Regions from separate parts of the Mus musculus genome. Here region 2 is linked to region 1. The links are chromatin loops, found by intact Hi-C in ENCODE. Cell type or tissue: left cerebral cortex. All regions are shown on one strand.

Region 1 (8,000 bases):
CCACCAGCTGATAGTAAGAGGTTGATATGAGCTTAGGAATTCTAGGCATTATTTCTGTATCTTTTGTTTTCTCCTTTTTCCCTTTTTTGTTTGTTTGTCTGTCTGTTTGGCTGGTTTTCAGACATGGTTTCTCTGTGTAGACCTGTCCACCGTGGAACAAAATCTGAAGACCAAACTGGCCTCCAGCTCAGAGATCCTCCTGCTCTGCCTCCAATAATGCTGAATTCAAAGTCATGGGCCACCACCTTCTGGTCATTATTTCTAATTCTAGCCTCATGGTTTCTATTGCATATGCAACCTTAGCAAAGGTCTGTGCCCTTCTGGACACTTTTTTGATAGAAACTCAGTAAGAGCCTTTTAAGAAAATCATTTGAGGGCTGGTGAGATGGCTCAGTGGTTAAGAGCGCCGACTGCTCTTCCGAAGGTCCAGAGTTCAAATCCCAGCAACCTCATGGTGGCTCACAACCATCTGTAACGAAATCTGATGGCCTCTTCTGGAGTGTCTGAAGAAAGCTACAGTGTACTTACATATAATAAATAAATCTTAAAGAAAATCATTTGACAAAATCCATTTAAAGAATAAAACTACAGGGCTGGATTCAACTGGTAAAATAACTGCTAAACAACCCTGAGGACCTGAGTTTGAATCCTTGATATGAAAGTTGGGTATGGGGGCTGGAGAGATCTCTCAGCAGTTGAGAGTACTAACAGCACTGATGAAACTTCTGAAGACCCAGGTTCAATTCCCAGCACCCACATGGCAGCCCACAATTGTTTGTAACTCCAAGATCTGGCATCCTCACACAGACATGAAGGCAGAACACCAATGCACATAAAAAAATAAAATAATTTTCAAAAAGAAGTTGGATGTGGTAGCACATGCTTGAAATCCCAGAGTTGTAGAAACAAAGGAAGGCACATAAAATAAAAATAAATCTAAAAAAAAAAAAGTTTTAATAGCTAGGCTGGAGGCGGAGGCGGCTAGGGTTAAGTTAACCTGCAGTAATGGGAACAACAGACAACCTGGGTTCAATTCAATCCTGGGACCCACACAATGAAAGAGAGACTTAATTCTCCACAAGTTGTCCTTGGATCTTCACAAACAGGCATGCAGAAATAAATTCGGTTAAAAAAAAAAATACTGATCTTAGAGTTTAATGGGGACACTATGAAACTACAGAAGAGCACAGCAGTGCCTCTTCCCTGAGTGTGCCAAAAAGAGGCATGGTTGCACTTTTTACAGGCAAGAGCCCATAGCTGCTTTGATCATAAGTGATATAAAGGCAGCTAAATGAAATACAAAAAAAGGTGAATTTTGGTGGGTAAAGGTCAGGAGTATCCTTTAAGGATATATAGAATTCTAATTATTCTGAAAAGTATTTAGTTTTTAAAAATGATAAATACATAACTAGAAGCTCAACAATCAGTAATTCCAAAATTTCAGTAGTTCCTATGGCATCCACTTATCTCTTAAAGAGCATTAACTTGCAAAGGGGATGTTTGACCATTTTCAAAGAGACTTTAAGGCATGTAACTAAGTTCTAAAGGCAAAGATAAAACACAGCTACTACTAGACCACGTCTAAACAGCATCCTACTAACCAATACACTAGGGCTACGATTCAACTGTTTAAGTCGGCATCTAGTTCTCGGTAGCAGTCAAATGTGCTTGGTAGAACAGCACAGTAAAATAGACTAAAAGGCCGGGCGGTGGTGGCGCACACCTTTAATCCCAGCACTTGGGAGGTAGAGGCAGGCAGATTTCTGAGTTCGAGGCCAGACTGGTCTTACAAAATCAGAAGACAAAGACAGAAAACTGAACCAAAATCATTCATTTTTTTTGTTTTGTTTTCTACTTTTGTTCTAATTTTAGATAAAAAAAAAAAATCTAAAAACCAATGAAATTCAGGAAGCTTATTTTCACAGGTGGTATTGCATTAATGTGCAAAACCATTTTGTGCACAAATGTATAATACCATCTTGAGCAGTTTACCTAATTAATTAATGTAGAATGAATGGTCAGGTTAAAAACAGCTGCCAACAATATTTGCCTGTTAATAAAACATTGAAAAATATTTTCAACAATTACTATTTCACAAGACCTTAGTTAGATACAATCCACAGCACCACGAAGTAGGGGGGGGGGAGGCAGGGGAGGATGCAAATAAGTCTTTACAAAAACAACAACAACAAGTTGCTTTAAAGGGGTTAAAAAATCACCAGGCAAGATTCGGCCAAAAGTAGATACTGATACCGTTCACTACCAAATATACCATGCTTTCTCAAACATGTGCTGTCTTAGTCAGGGTTTCTATTCCTGCACAAACATGATGACCAAGAAACAAGTTGGGGAGGAAAGGGTTTATTCGGCTTACACTTACATACTGCTGTTCATCACCAAGGAAGTCAGGACTGGAACTCAAGCAGGTCAGAAAGCAGGAGCTGATGCAGAAGCCATGGAGGGATGTTTTTTACTGGCTTGCTTCCCCTGGCTTGCTCAGCCTGATCTCTTATAGAACCCAAGACTACCAGCCCAGAGATGGTCCCACCCAAGGGGCCTTTCCCCCTTGATCACTAATTGAGAAAATGCCTTACAGGTTGGATCTCATGGAGGCATTTCCTCAACTGAAGCTCCTTTCTCTGTGATAACTCCAACTGTGTCAAGTTGACACATAAAACCAGCCAGTACATGTGGCTAAGACTTTATAATGAAAACCATAGTATGTCTTTAGTCTCAATCAAGATGAAAAATGGTCCTGGTGTGGAAAGAGCAACAAAAACAAAAGTCTCTTCAATTGCTTTGGGAAATTAAATGCGGACACATTTCAGTATGGCTTTCAAAAACCAGTGTTTACAGCACGAGGTCAGTGACGGATAAAAACTCACATCTATCTGCGCGTACCTGGGCGGTGAAGACCGGCAAGAAGGGAGGGAGGGAAAAAGGAAACGTTCCCTAAAACCCAGAAGACCTGCCTGGATGTGAGATAGCCCGACCTTTTGGCACTCGCAAAGACTGCCGCAGAGAAAATGCAACCTGTCCCGAAATGCTCAGGTGGAAAAGAAGAAAACATCCTTGCTGCACCCTGACCCCTGGCACGCTCGCTGCACCTGAAAAGACTCGAGGTTTTCCGCCAGAGGAAAACACGGTGCGGGAGAAGGGACCGGGAACCCGGAGGCCAACGGTCACCCCCACCCCACCTCCGAGGGGACGGAAATTAGGCAAAGCTCACCATGATTATCTTTCTGTCCGATATTGTGCGTGCGGATGAGCGAGGACAGTCTCCTCACGTCCCCCTTAAAGACGCACTCGTGGACCGGGTAGAGCGAGGGGCAGCCGCCTCCGTCAGCGACTAAAGCGGGGTTGCTGCCGCCCAGGCAGGCCGGGGCAGGGCAGGTGGCAGTCACTGCGTTGTGCTGCGGCGGGGCCGGAACGCCGGGGCCCGGAACGGCGGGCGCCTTCAGCTGCAGCCGGTGGTGGTGGCTGAAGATCTTATGGCAGGCCTTGCCGCCCTTGCCGCTGCCGCCCGGTCCGCTTCTGCCCCCGGTGAAGGCGCCGCCGAGCGCGGCTGTCGCCTCCTCCTCGCAGGGCTCCAGCACGTCCCCGTCCTCTTTGCTGGGCTTGTGGTCCCTCCGCAGGGAGCGGATCTTCTCCCCGGTCATAGCCGCCGCGGCGCGCGGGACAGGCTCCGGGAGGCTCACCGCGGGCCGAGCCGGCGCGGCGGCGGCGCCGGGCGATTAGAGCGGCGGCCGCGAGCCTAGCACGCAGCATGAACTCCCGGGGCGACCGCGGGTCCGCGACACGCGCATCTCCCGGAGGCGGCGGCCCTCGTCTCGGACGAGGAAAGCCGCAGCTCAAGAGACCACGACCGCACGACGCCCGGCGCCGCCGCCGCCGCCTCCTCCTCACTCGGAAAGACCCGGCGCAGCCATCTTTCCCCGGCTCCTCTCGCGAGAGCTTCGGAGGAAACGCCGCCGCGGAGTGTTAGAGGGCCGCTTCTGCGCTTGGGTCAGGGTCCGGGCAGCGCCCGCGCTCCTCTCGCACAGGGTTCCACCCTGGGCCGGGCCCTGCGGCTGAATTCAGACCCAGACTCAGAGCTCTGACCTGGTGCTCTGGGCCTTCGTAAAGGAGGAGGTCAACGGCAGTTACGAACTCTAGCTTAAAGGCTGAAACCCTGTTTGTCAACCTCCCTCAGAACGACGTAGGAAGACACCACCGGATATCGGACGTGACGTCACTCAGCTGCGCTGGACCTTCAGTAAACACTCGCTAAGACTCTGCTGGGTTCCCTAACCTGTGCAAGGACTTGCTCAGGCTGGCAAGGCTGTAGGCGAGGAGAGATGGCCAGTTATCCTGGAGGAATCTAGGGCCTGACTTTGGAATTCAAAGGCTGTTTATTACACCGGGAATGGAGGATTTTTCAAACAGCTGTTAGTTGAGTGTATTTGGGACAAACGTCAGAGTTAAAGTATGTGGAGGATGCTTACTTGAGGAAATGGAGTAATTGTTTTTAAATAAGTGGGCAGTAACCCGGGTGAGAGATGATGAAAGCATGCTCTGGGATACAGTGAATCCGGAAAAAGCTTAAGACTCCTTTAAAAATGAGTTCAAATTTAGCATATTGAAGTTGGAGGTCCTTGGTGTTTTTACACAGAGTGCTAGTTATACAGTTTGGAATTTTGGACATAAATTCTTTGGAAGTAGGAAACGGATCTTAGATCAGATTCAGGAATTGCACAGTAACCCAGCGAAATAAAATGGTGTAGAACAAAAGTGCCATAAGACGTATAGAATGAATAGTCGAGGTAGTGAGTGGGAATCAAAGCACTGTGTGTGTGTGTGTGTGTGTGTGTGTGTGTGTGTGTGATGAAATTGTGAACATTTAGAAAACTAAACTGAACATGGTGGCTCACATCAATAAGTTCCAGCACTCCAGAAACTGAGGAAGGGCAAAAGGATTGATCACATGGATTCAAGGCTAGCCTGAGCTACAGAGTGAATGCTGTCCCAAAATTAGTAGATGGACCAGTGACATGACATGCCACTGAGCATTCAATCCCTGGGACCCACATGGTAAAAGAAAAGAACCCATTCCAACAAATTGTCCTCTGGTGCATACCCACACACACACACAAAATTAGTCTTAAAAAAAAAAAAAAAAAACAGTAAATAGTAGGTAGGCAGCCAAAATCATGTACCTAATTACTGGCTGCTACCTCTTGATGGATGTTAAAACTCCTAAGTGTTCTTTCAGTGAAATCAAACACCATGAACATTTTTTTTTAAGACAACCTATTGTGGTGGTATATGCTTACAATCCCAGCACTCGGGAAGTAGATACAGGAAGGTTGCCTCAAGTGACTGTTCTCAAAAAACAAACATCTCATCCCTTTAAACTTTGAGGTTTAAGGCTTATAGTATGTAATGGGTAGGGACATCAAAATATGAGTACTATTAAAGATATTTAGTACAAGAAAAATGTAAATTCTGAGATTCTGTAACATCCCAATATAACATAAGGGGAAATTATTAGTTTAAATTGACACAGAAATCAAATTTCAGAAAGTCTTTGTGAAGGGCTTGGAGAGGAGGATCGGCAGTTGAGAGAAGTGGCTGCTTTTTCAGAGGACCTGGGATTCAGCTTCCGGCACCCACATGACAGTTTACAACTATCTGTATGTAACTCCAGCAGTTTCTGACTACCTAACACCCTCACACAGATATACATTCGGGCAAAAAAAAAAAAAACATATAAAATAAAAATAAACAAAATCATTTTTAAAAGTCTTTGTGGAGGAAGTAGTATCTGAAAGAGGTTTTAAAGAACTTATGAAAGCCCAGTCTCCCCAGTCCCTTGTGTTGTTTTATTGGTTTTTGTTTCGTTTTGTTTTTTAACTTCATGATAGTGCTATATCTGCATTACACCTAATAAAGATGAGTATATACACAAGTTTGGTTTTTATAAAATTCTGAAGCAATTTTGATACATTTTATTGCCACAGACCCTCTGGATCCCTTTGTCTGTGTGGAATGGGTCTCTAGTCGCAGGTGGGGAAAGTGTCTGATGGGATGACAGATAGATGCACACAGGAGAGGTTGTGTAGAATCTGAATGTAATTTGTCAAATCGAACTTTTTATACAGAAGACAATAAGGAAGTTGGGTGACACACTCACAAGGTACAAAGAGGTTACTGGATTCTTACATAAATCAGAGGAATGCAAACACAGGTCTAACAGGAACCACCTGGGATAGAATTCATTGTTAACAACTGGGATCAACAAGGGCTCCACCAACAACATTATGAACTAACCAGTACCCCAGAGCTCTTGACTCTAGCTGCATATGTATCAAAAGATGGCCTAGTCGGCCATCAATGGAAAGAGAGGCCCATAGGTCAGGCAAACTTTATACGCCCCAGTACAGGGGAACGCCAGGGCCAAAAAATGGGAATGGGTGGGTAGGGGAGTGGGGGGGGGGGTGGATGTGGAGGACTTTTGGGATAGCATTGGAAATGTAATTGAGGAAAATACGTAATAAAAAAAAATAAAAAACAAGGGCTCCACCTAAGATTCACTTAATTTTAGAAGCCAGGGTCAAGGGCTTCGTGCCCTTGCCAAAGTTCCTATTTTAGTCTATTGTATAGTCCACCTTCCCCCTAGGCCATTGTAAATACGTGCGTCTGGGTATAACTCAGCTATCTATAGTTCTAAGTATCTACTCTGGTTTCTCCTTAGGTCTGAAACTCCCTTCTTCCTAGGTGATGGTAAATTCATGTGTAGGGCAGTGACTTAGTTTTTATTCAAAGTGATAGTGTAGTACCAGAGGCAATTCTGAATGTCACTGAATAGCAACATTTTTACTGAATTTCCAAGCCCATGGTCTTGCTCAAGGACTTTCTAGGACTGTTGGAACACTGGTGAAGGCTTTAGCTATGTCAGAATTCAATCTTAAAAGGCACTTATAATAGGATAATACTAAAAGAGAGCACGTGGATCCATACACTAGACTAACTCGGGAATGGAAAATTAATGTATGGGTTAGAGAGAACGCCAGACTCCAGGAGTGAGTTTCCGTGAAACCCTTCTGCCTCGTGTGTAGCATCCAAGCCTCTCAGCTTGTCAAGCTGACTCAACCAGAGCGTGTGGCACTTTATAATTCATATTATGCTCCCAGAAAATCTATTCCAAATATTAGTGACAAGAGTTTTCTGTGGAATTGGGCATGGTGGTACACGCCTTTAATACCAGCACTTGGGAGGCAGAAGCAGGCAGATTTCTGAATCCAGGACAGCCAAGGCTACACAGGAAAACCCTGTCTCGGGGAAAAAAAAAAAGAGTTTTCTGTGGTATTGAAGAAGAAGTCTATGGCAGGAAAAGACTTTAGGATCCATGTTGGAAATCACCTCTCCTAGCAGCAACACAGCCTCCTGAATTATGTTTCCTGTCTTTCCTTCTTCCTCATTCTCCATTACAATTTCCATATGCCTCCTTCATCTTCTTGGCCTTTGAGTTCTGTGAGGAGGGAGCCATACTTAGCGTTGCAGTGTCAGGGATGAGATGCATTGCTCCCATGCTGGTACCTGCAGCACCCACAGGTGTGCTTCAAAAAGACCTCTGCTCTCCTAAAACTGGACAAGCCAGTTAAAGCAGAATTTGGATTTACTAAGAGGAGGCAAACATGTTTAAAACAAAAAGAGATGCACTTAGGAAAAGTGCCCAAATGGCCTTCTCAAGAGTGTCACATTCGGGGGCTGGAGAGATGGCTTAGCGGTTAAGAGCACTGACTGTTCTTCCAAAGGTACTGAGTTCAAATCCCAGCAACCACATGATGGCTCACAATCATCCATAACGAAATCTGACTCTCTCTTCTCAAGTGTCTGACGACAGTGTACTTACATATAATGAATAAATAAATCTTTAAAAAAAAAAAAAGAATGTCAAGTGTCTTAACAGTCAGCTAGTTGTGGTCATTCCTAAATTTACACCATTCAAAGGGCTTCCA
Region 2 (8,000 bases), 380 kb after region 1:
CCCATTCCTCAACCACAGCAGTAAATGTCTAAAATTGGTGCTGGTTCTGATAAACATGGTGATGACATCAGCCTGTGCTCCAGCTCCTGGAGAACAGTGACTACTCAGTCACTTGTGAGCAGTTAGGTCCCAGCAGCACTGTCCTGTCTGTACAACTCCAGGCCAGTTACCGCAGGGATCTCTAAGGCTTGTCATACATACTCAGGGAGGGTGGGTAAAGAAAAGAACCATATAACCATTTGAAAGGAGATTAACCTTATGTGGCACATCAACATGTCGCTGACCTCACTGAACTGTATATGTAAATGGGAGAGAGAGATGTAAGACAGACAGAGAGAGAGAGAGGGAGAGAGAGAGAGAGAGAGAGAGAGAGAGAGAGAGAGAATCGAGTCTGCTATGTAATGGTCAATAACTGTACCACACCATGGGGATGCTCCTCTGCACATTAAGCCAGGCTGTGTGAGCCCAAAGTAAGCATCCATTCTTTGCCAATTAGCAAACCACACTTATCCACAGAAGTTTCTAGCTACAAGTGCCACAGGAAAAAAAAAAAAACCCTCAAAAACACCATGTGAGAGTTGGGGATAGGGAGCATGCGGAAGCATGGCTTCCTCTGGGTAGTTCTGTGATGGATACGATGCCAAGGACCGAGAAACCCTTACCTCCTGTCTCTGGAATTGCGGAGATCTGCGATTCACTCCTCTATAAGGATGGGGGGGGGGGGCACAAGTGTGTGTGTGTTGGGGGGGGTAGTGCGTGTGTGTGTGTGTGTGCTACTGGAGAGTCCTCCACTTTGGTGTACACAGTACCCGGCTTCTTAGGGGGCTGCGGCATCTGTGCCTTCCTGACCCTCCCTGCAGACAGTAGCTACCTGAGAACCTTTAGTGCTGGCAACAGAAAGACAGTTTGCCAAGAAGGTTAGTTGCTGTGCGGCTGAAGCCATAGGACCTGCCTGGCTCCCAGGTGCCCAAACATCGCAGCGGGATTAGCAGGTTGAGCTAGAGTTGTCATCATACCTCCTCTTATAACGCAAGGGGCAAACATCAGTCTGCACTGGCTTGAGCAGCGTCTACCCACCTCTGTGCCTAGGCTGTTTGCATCTTCACAAGCGCCTGGCAAGTCTGGACCGACTTGACTAGCTCTTGTAAGCTCCGCAAGCGGCTTAGGCTCTTGGCTGGAGGCTGCAACCCGGGGCCGCATGAGCGGCAGGAATTCTGGGTGCTAGTCACTTTCAGAAAGTTTCCCTACATTTACGGCTCCCTACAAACGCCCCCACTCTACCAACTACTTACCAATAGCGGCGACCAACAGACGGACAGCACACACATGATCCCCATGAGCTGGATGGCCGTCTCCGTGGTGATTCTGCCCCACTGGGCGCTGGACTGCGAGACGGCGGCTTTGGCCCGACAGCGGGACACCAGGGCTTTGATGGTCGCCAGGTTGCAGGCAAAGGTCACCACCAGAGCCAGCAAGCCCAAGCAGGCGAAGGCGGAGGCAAAGGCCACGCTGCCCGGCTCGCGCGCAGGGTCTGTCTCGTTGCCCGCCGGCCCGGTGCTGATGAAGCACCACGTGCCCGGCCACTGCACGCTGTAGCGGCCCACGCCCAGCACCGGCAGCAGCGCGAAGGCGAGCACAGACAGCCACACGCCCAGCAGTACCGCGCGCGTGGCGCGAGTCTTCATGTGGCTGGCATACCAGTGCGGCGCACGGATGGCCAGGGCGCGCTCCACGGCCATGGCGCTGGCCACCAGGAGCGAGGATAGCCCGAACACTGTCATGGTTAGCCCGAAGAAGGTGCACAGACGCCCCGATGGGTCGAGCTGCTCCCAGCGTCGCTGTGACAGGTACACGAGGATGACCACCGGGCTGGTCAGGAGCTGCCCCACTAAGTCGGTGAGCGCCAGCCAGCCAATGCACAGCAGGAAAGACTTCTTGCGCTTGCTCTCGCGGCGCCGGTAGCTGCGCGACACGAGCAGCATGGCCAGCGCGTTGCCCACGAAGCCAGTGACCATCATGGTGATGGGAAAGGCCACGGACACGGAGCCGCAGTCGTCGGTAGTACTTGACAGGTTGCTGTGCGCTTCAGCAGAGTGCTCCGGCGCCCACATGCTAGCCATAGTGGCGGGGCCACGGTAGGGCGCACGGGGCCGGAGCCTCCCGGCTCAGCTGCGGGATAGCAGCAGAGTGCACTGGGGGACAGCCGGAGCCCAGGCTCTGCTCTCCATCGCCCGCCGCCTCCCGCGCTAGGCTGCGGGGACTGGACAGGCGCCGCCCGACGCCGCGCGAGGCTCCTCCCGCGCCTTGGAGCTCGAGGGGCGGTGCTGCGAGTAGGCAGGCGAAGGGCGGTGTGGGCTGGGATCACCTGGCGCCGCGCCCCCTAGGTCTGCCTCTCCAGCTCTGGGACTCTGTAAAGTGCTCATCAGCCTTTGGGTTACGTGACACTGGAGAAAAGACGAAATCTGACATGTTAGTAGCTGCGTGAATCGCAATGCTGATTTCTCCTCATGTTTGACTGTCATTGAATTTGTTTTATTTAATATATATATATAAATATATATATGTATATGTATCAATATCATATGTATATACATATGATACTCACATCTGGGAAAGAATAGGGATGAGTTTGTGTTTTAAGTCTTCCTGAAACTATTGCCTTATTTTACTTTGGACTAATTCCAAACTCATATTGGTAAAATACTTTTCTAGGATAATGTCAGTTTAAAAATCCAAAACCAAGTAAGCACACAGGTGAAAGTACATAGCAAATTCACATTTTCACTGAGTGACATTTCAGTATAATGATACATTTAAATTTTAAGAGTATTCTGGAATTCATACATCAAAGAAAATATGCCACCCTTTAGTTAGATCAAAAATTTTATATTTATTAATAACTAACTTGTTTACATTATCATCCCCCTATTTCCCACCCCGCTGTGTGTGTGTGTGTGTGTGTGTGAGAGAGAGAGAGAGAGAGAGAGAGAGAGAGAGAGAGAGAGAGAGAGAGAGAGAGAGAGAGAGAGTCCTTTCGTATTTACATTGAGGTCAGACTTCAACATGGAGTGTCTTCCACTGTGACTCCCGGCCTGGTATGGCCTCACACACCCAAGCCCAACAGCCAGGCTACTTTTACTCAGGTGTTGGGAATCCCAATTCAGGTCTTCCTTTGAGTGGTTAGCATTCTATTCATTAGGTCACTTCCCCCTGCCTAATGCTTACTGAGAAGGTCGACCATAAGAACATGTATTGGCAAAGATAGTTAATCAATCTCTCTCTCTCTCTCCCTCTCTCTCTCTCTCCCTCTCTCTCTCTCTTATTGGATATTTTCATTTACATTTCATGTTATCCCCTTTCCCGCCCCTCCCTGTAACACCCTATCACATCTCTCCCCCTGCTTCTAAGAGGGTGTTCCTCCACCCACCCACCCACTCCCACCTCCCCACCTTTGATTCCCCTACACTGGGGCATCTATCCAACCTTCATAGGACCAAGGACCTCTCCTTCCACTTGATACCATGACAAGACCATCCTCTGCTACATATGCAGCTGGAGCCATGTGTATTCCTTTGTTGACAGCTCTTAACAAAGTTTCAGAAACCCTTCTCTTCTTGAAGCATTTTTTTTTTCCCAGCCAGAGTTACCTACATTTTAGCTGTTCACCCTGCAAATAAGTAACTTTTAGATTCTCCTGGTTGTTTTCCTGTTGGTTCTTTTGCTAGCTGCCAAGAGTTGACTTAGTTCATTTGAAACGACACTCCCCTCTAGTGGCTAAACTGCTAACATGCACTATCTTGTATTAAAGAGAATTTCTTTAAAACATTTTTTTTTTTAATTCTTTAATCCCCCTCCTGGTCTGCCTTCTAACTGTTCCACATCCCATACCTCCTCCTCCCCCCAAAACCCCGGCTCCAAGAGGATGTTCCCCACCCCCCACCCCTCAAGACCTTCCCCACTCCTTGAAACCTGAAGTCTCTTGAGGGTTAGGTGCATCTTCTCTGACTGAACCCAGACCCATCAGTCCTCTGCTGTATGTGTGTTGGGGGCCTCATACCAGCTGGTGTATGCTGCCTGGTTGGTGGCTCAGTGTCTGAGCGATCTCCGGAGTCCAGGTTAGTTGAGACTACTGCTCTTCCTATTGGGTTGCCCTCCTGCTCAGCTTCTCCCAGCTTTTCCCTAATTCAACCACAGGGGTCACCAGCCTCTGTCCATTGGTTAGGTGTAAATATCTGCATCTGAGTCTTTCAGCTGCTGCTTGTTGGGCCTTTCGGAGGGCAGTCATGATAGGTTCCTGTTTGTAAACACTCCATAATATCAGTAATAGTGTCAGGCCTTGAGGCCTCCCCTTGAGCTGGATGCCAATTTGGGCCAGTCACTGGACCTTCTTTATCTTAGGCTCTCCTCCATTTTTGACTCTGCAGGTTTTTTTTTCAGACAGGAACAATTTTGGGTCAGAGTTTTTGACTGTAGGATGGCAACCCCATCCCTTCACTTGATGTCCTGTCTTTCTGCTGGAGGTGGACTCTATAAGCTCCCTCTCCCCACTGTAGGGCATTTCATCTAAGGCCCCTACCTTTGAGTCCTGAGAGTCTCTCATGTCCCAGGTTTCTAATACATTCTAGAGGGTCCCCCCACCTACTACCGCCATAGGTTGACTGTTTCTATTCTTTCTGCTGGCCCTCGGGGCTTCAGTCCAGTGTCACCCCCACCCCACCCCAATACCTGATCATGTTCTCCTCTTTCCCTCCATGTACTTTGAGACTGGGTCTCTCATCTCCTGGAGCTCACAAATTGGGATAGAATGACTAGTCCGTGATCCTCAGGGATAAGGATCCTTGTCCCCCTTGCCCCCATTGCTGGGATTACAAATCTTATCACTAGACTGATCATTTCCACAGGCTTGAGGGAATGAGCTCAGCCCTGTACTTGAATCTCTGATTAACCAATAAACCAGTGGAGGCTGAAATAAAAGGAGCGTATTTTCATTTTTCAAAAACATTAAAGCTTATATTCACCTATCGTCACATTTAAATTCTGCTTTAGAGATTAAATTAATCTCTAGAGATTAATATTAAAATATTAATATTTTAATTTCAATATGCAAATGATTCATCTCATTTGTATCATTTTTTTTAGATTCAACCACATTTTAATATTCAGCTAATGTGTATGAACTTACCACATTAAACGTCCCTAGGGACTTGGCCTCAGAACCAGATCCACTGTTGCCATGTAAGAACAGTGGTTCTTTCTCATCCTTCGTCTTCAGTCATTCAGTGAGTACTCACTGGGCACCTGGTCTGTTACACACTGTCTTAGTTTTAGGGATGCCAACCAACACATTGAAGCCTCTACACCTATCAGGTTTATATTTCAACATCAATCTCTTGATTTTTCAGAAGCCCCACCGAGGGAAGTAGAGGGATCCCAGGAGTCTTGTATTTGTGGGCTGATTTACTCTGAAGGTGGCATCCTATAACTTAGTGGAAATTATACATTGTAGTGACTCTGGGTTGCATTTTTTTCCTGTGGTCACTTGACTGACCCACTGGACAATTCCTGAATTACAAGCCCGTTGCTATTTCTGAGTCTTCACTCTCTCATGCCTGCTTTATTCTGTGTTCACTGCAGATGGACCTTCTCTGTGCTTCAGTAATTTGCTGGTAAATCAGTAATGGGACCACACTCTCTGGTAATGGTGCGTCTTTCAATTTCCTGATGCATCCTGAATTGCCCATAGTGGGTAGGCATTCCTTTAGAAGCATCTAAGCTGTAGACATATTCAACAATTATATGATTTCTAGCTTCTCAGTACTTGTTTCTTTTCTGAGAGGCCTCTTCACTTTGGGCAGAGTTCAGCTGTGAGATGTGGATCAGAATGGGTTCTTTTGCATCTCTACAGTAGGCCCAGTTGTGTGACTCCTCTCCAAGCCTGATTGCAGTCACTAGCACCTTTTATGTGTACAGCTGTGATTTCCCTACCCCTGATTCCCAGGGTATGTTCATGAAGGTTCAGCAGTTAGCTTCATTCCAATAACAGCCCTCTGTTTCATGTTTCCCACTTATTTTTTAAATTAATCTCTCTGATTTTAAAAATCATTTCAAATGTTTTCTACTGAGTTATACTTTAGCAGAATATGGTCTTTGTTATTTAAAACTAACATTTATTAATTTTTCAAGGCAATGTGATACTAGCATAGGAAGACATTGCTGGTTTTTTTTAATGTAATGTTTCTCTTTTAAAAAATATTTATTTTACTTATATGAGTACACTGTTGCTCCCTTCAGATATACCAGAAGAGGGCATTGGATTCCATTACAGATGGTTGTGAGCTACCATGTGGTTGCTGGGAATTGAACTCAGGACCTCTTGAAGAAGAGCAGTTAGTGATCTTAACTGCTGAGCCATCTTTCCAGCTCCACCATTGCTGTTTTTAATGTGTCCTTTCCAAATTTAAGCACCAAAATGTTAGGGTTCAAGAATCACCAAAGAATGATATCCCAGATTCAAACAGTATCCAAAAGCAAAGAGTGTTTATTCAGCTGAATTTCCCGAATGCAGAGGTCTCCCGATTTGGGAATGGAGATGCATAGTGGGCTCGAATGTTAGTTAGAGGAATTCTGGGCAGGGATATGCGTCCTTTTACGGTGATTGGTTAGCTTTATCTCTTGGGGTCTGACTAATTCTACAATTGGTTAGGCTCAGAAACCTCCCTGGAGGGTTGCTTATTCATTCTAGCTACTACTCTAACTTCAGGCCAGATGACAAGGTGTTCTCAGATTGGTTGCCCGGGGCTCTGGTAGGCTAATCATGAGTTCCTAGATCCAGGTTCTTATTTCTGGGAAATAGCTTGTAGGCCTAGTCTCCCAAACTGTCAGTGTGCAGCCTATCATTGGATCAGCCTGGCTCTGAGCTTAGTCCTCCCAAAAACTTATGATATTTTCTGAAGTAGAGTTTATATACCATTCACATGGAAGAAACTAAGGCAAAGTTCAGTGAAAGAGAATATTCTAGAAATATACATGTTATATATATACATATATATATATACATATATACACACAATAAATACAATATATTGTACATATGTGTATGAACTCTTTATTACATATATACACCATGGTACATATTTGCAAGTTAAATTGTTTTTGTCATAGGTCTTCAAAAAATACAATTATAAAGCTGATTATGGTGCTACCTAACTATAATCTCAGGATTTGTTAAGGCAGGAGAATTTCCATAAGTTTGAAGACCCTGGTGAAGGCCACCTGGCAAGATCTTGTCTGAAAAACAAACCCCTAAATCAAATCTGTTCAGAAATAAAAATAAACATGACCTTGACCACACATAGAAAGAACCAAGATTTAAATGTATGCTTGAACTATAAATCTAGTCTAAAACAGAACATTTGTTAACTCTTCTCTGACAGTAATTACTAGGAGTGTCCTGGCAGCATATTTTGTTTGTTTAGTAACATATGATCACCCCTTTGGGTCAATATTCCTGGAAATTTTCATCCTTCTTGAATGCTAACAATCTAGCCAATTATTTTTTTTAAATGTTTTGTTTATTTGGTAGTTTATTTTCACAGTCAATTTGGCTGGATTTATTCATCCAGGAGGTAAATCTTTGCCTGTGTCTGTAAAGGTGTTTCCAGAGAGGATTAACTAGGGATGGAACATTCACCCTGGGTGTGGGCAGCTCCATTCAGAAAAGGGAAAGAAGGAACCCAGCCAATCTCTCTGCTCCCTGACTCTGGGTGTGATGTGACTGACCAGTTAGTTGTGTTTTACCTCTGCCAGGATGACTGCATTGCACTGTGAACTCAGCCCGTCCCCAAACTGTAAGAGAAACCAAACACTTGAATTGCTTTTGTCAAGAATTTTGTAATAATAATGAACAGTAGTTGATACAGCAAGGTGATTCTGAGAAGTGGGACCATCATTACTTGGATTATCTAAAGATGGGGCCCAAAGCTGTATACTAGAGGTGGCAG

The links. A loop is a pair of places that touch in the nucleus more often than their neighbours do. Peaks named below come from ENCODE experiments on the same cell type or tissue, not always from the same donor. Only the 100,000 strongest peaks of a DNase experiment are listed, where the experiment ranks them.
Region 2: it touches region 1 in a loop (4-fold over the local background); 2 of 42 quality-filtered maps call a loop at or near these places.

What each region holds. Positions count from the first base shown.
Region 1 is chr3:157,943,186-157,951,185 of GRCm38, reverse strand. Ankrd13c (ankyrin repeat domain 13c) reads right to left here and starts at 4,186. Exons shown (of 13, transcript NM_001013806.2): 1 at 3,230-4,186. The coding sequence starts at 3,659. In left cerebral cortex, no CTCF peak of the experiment used is centred here; DNase peaks (open chromatin) are centred at 2,999, 3,452, 4,002 and 4,204; H3K4me3 peaks cover 3,615 bases; H3K27ac peaks cover 1,679 bases.
Region 2 is chr3:157,561,138-157,569,137 of GRCm38, reverse strand. Ptger3 (prostaglandin E receptor 3 (subtype EP3)) reads right to left here and starts at 2,262. Exons shown (of 4, transcript NM_001359745.2): 1 at 1,293-2,262. The coding sequence starts at 2,120. In left cerebral cortex, a CTCF peak has its summit at 3,770 (motif pointing left); DNase peaks (open chromatin) are centred at 1,164, 1,644, 2,308, 3,760 and 1 more place; H3K4me3 peaks cover 1,615 bases.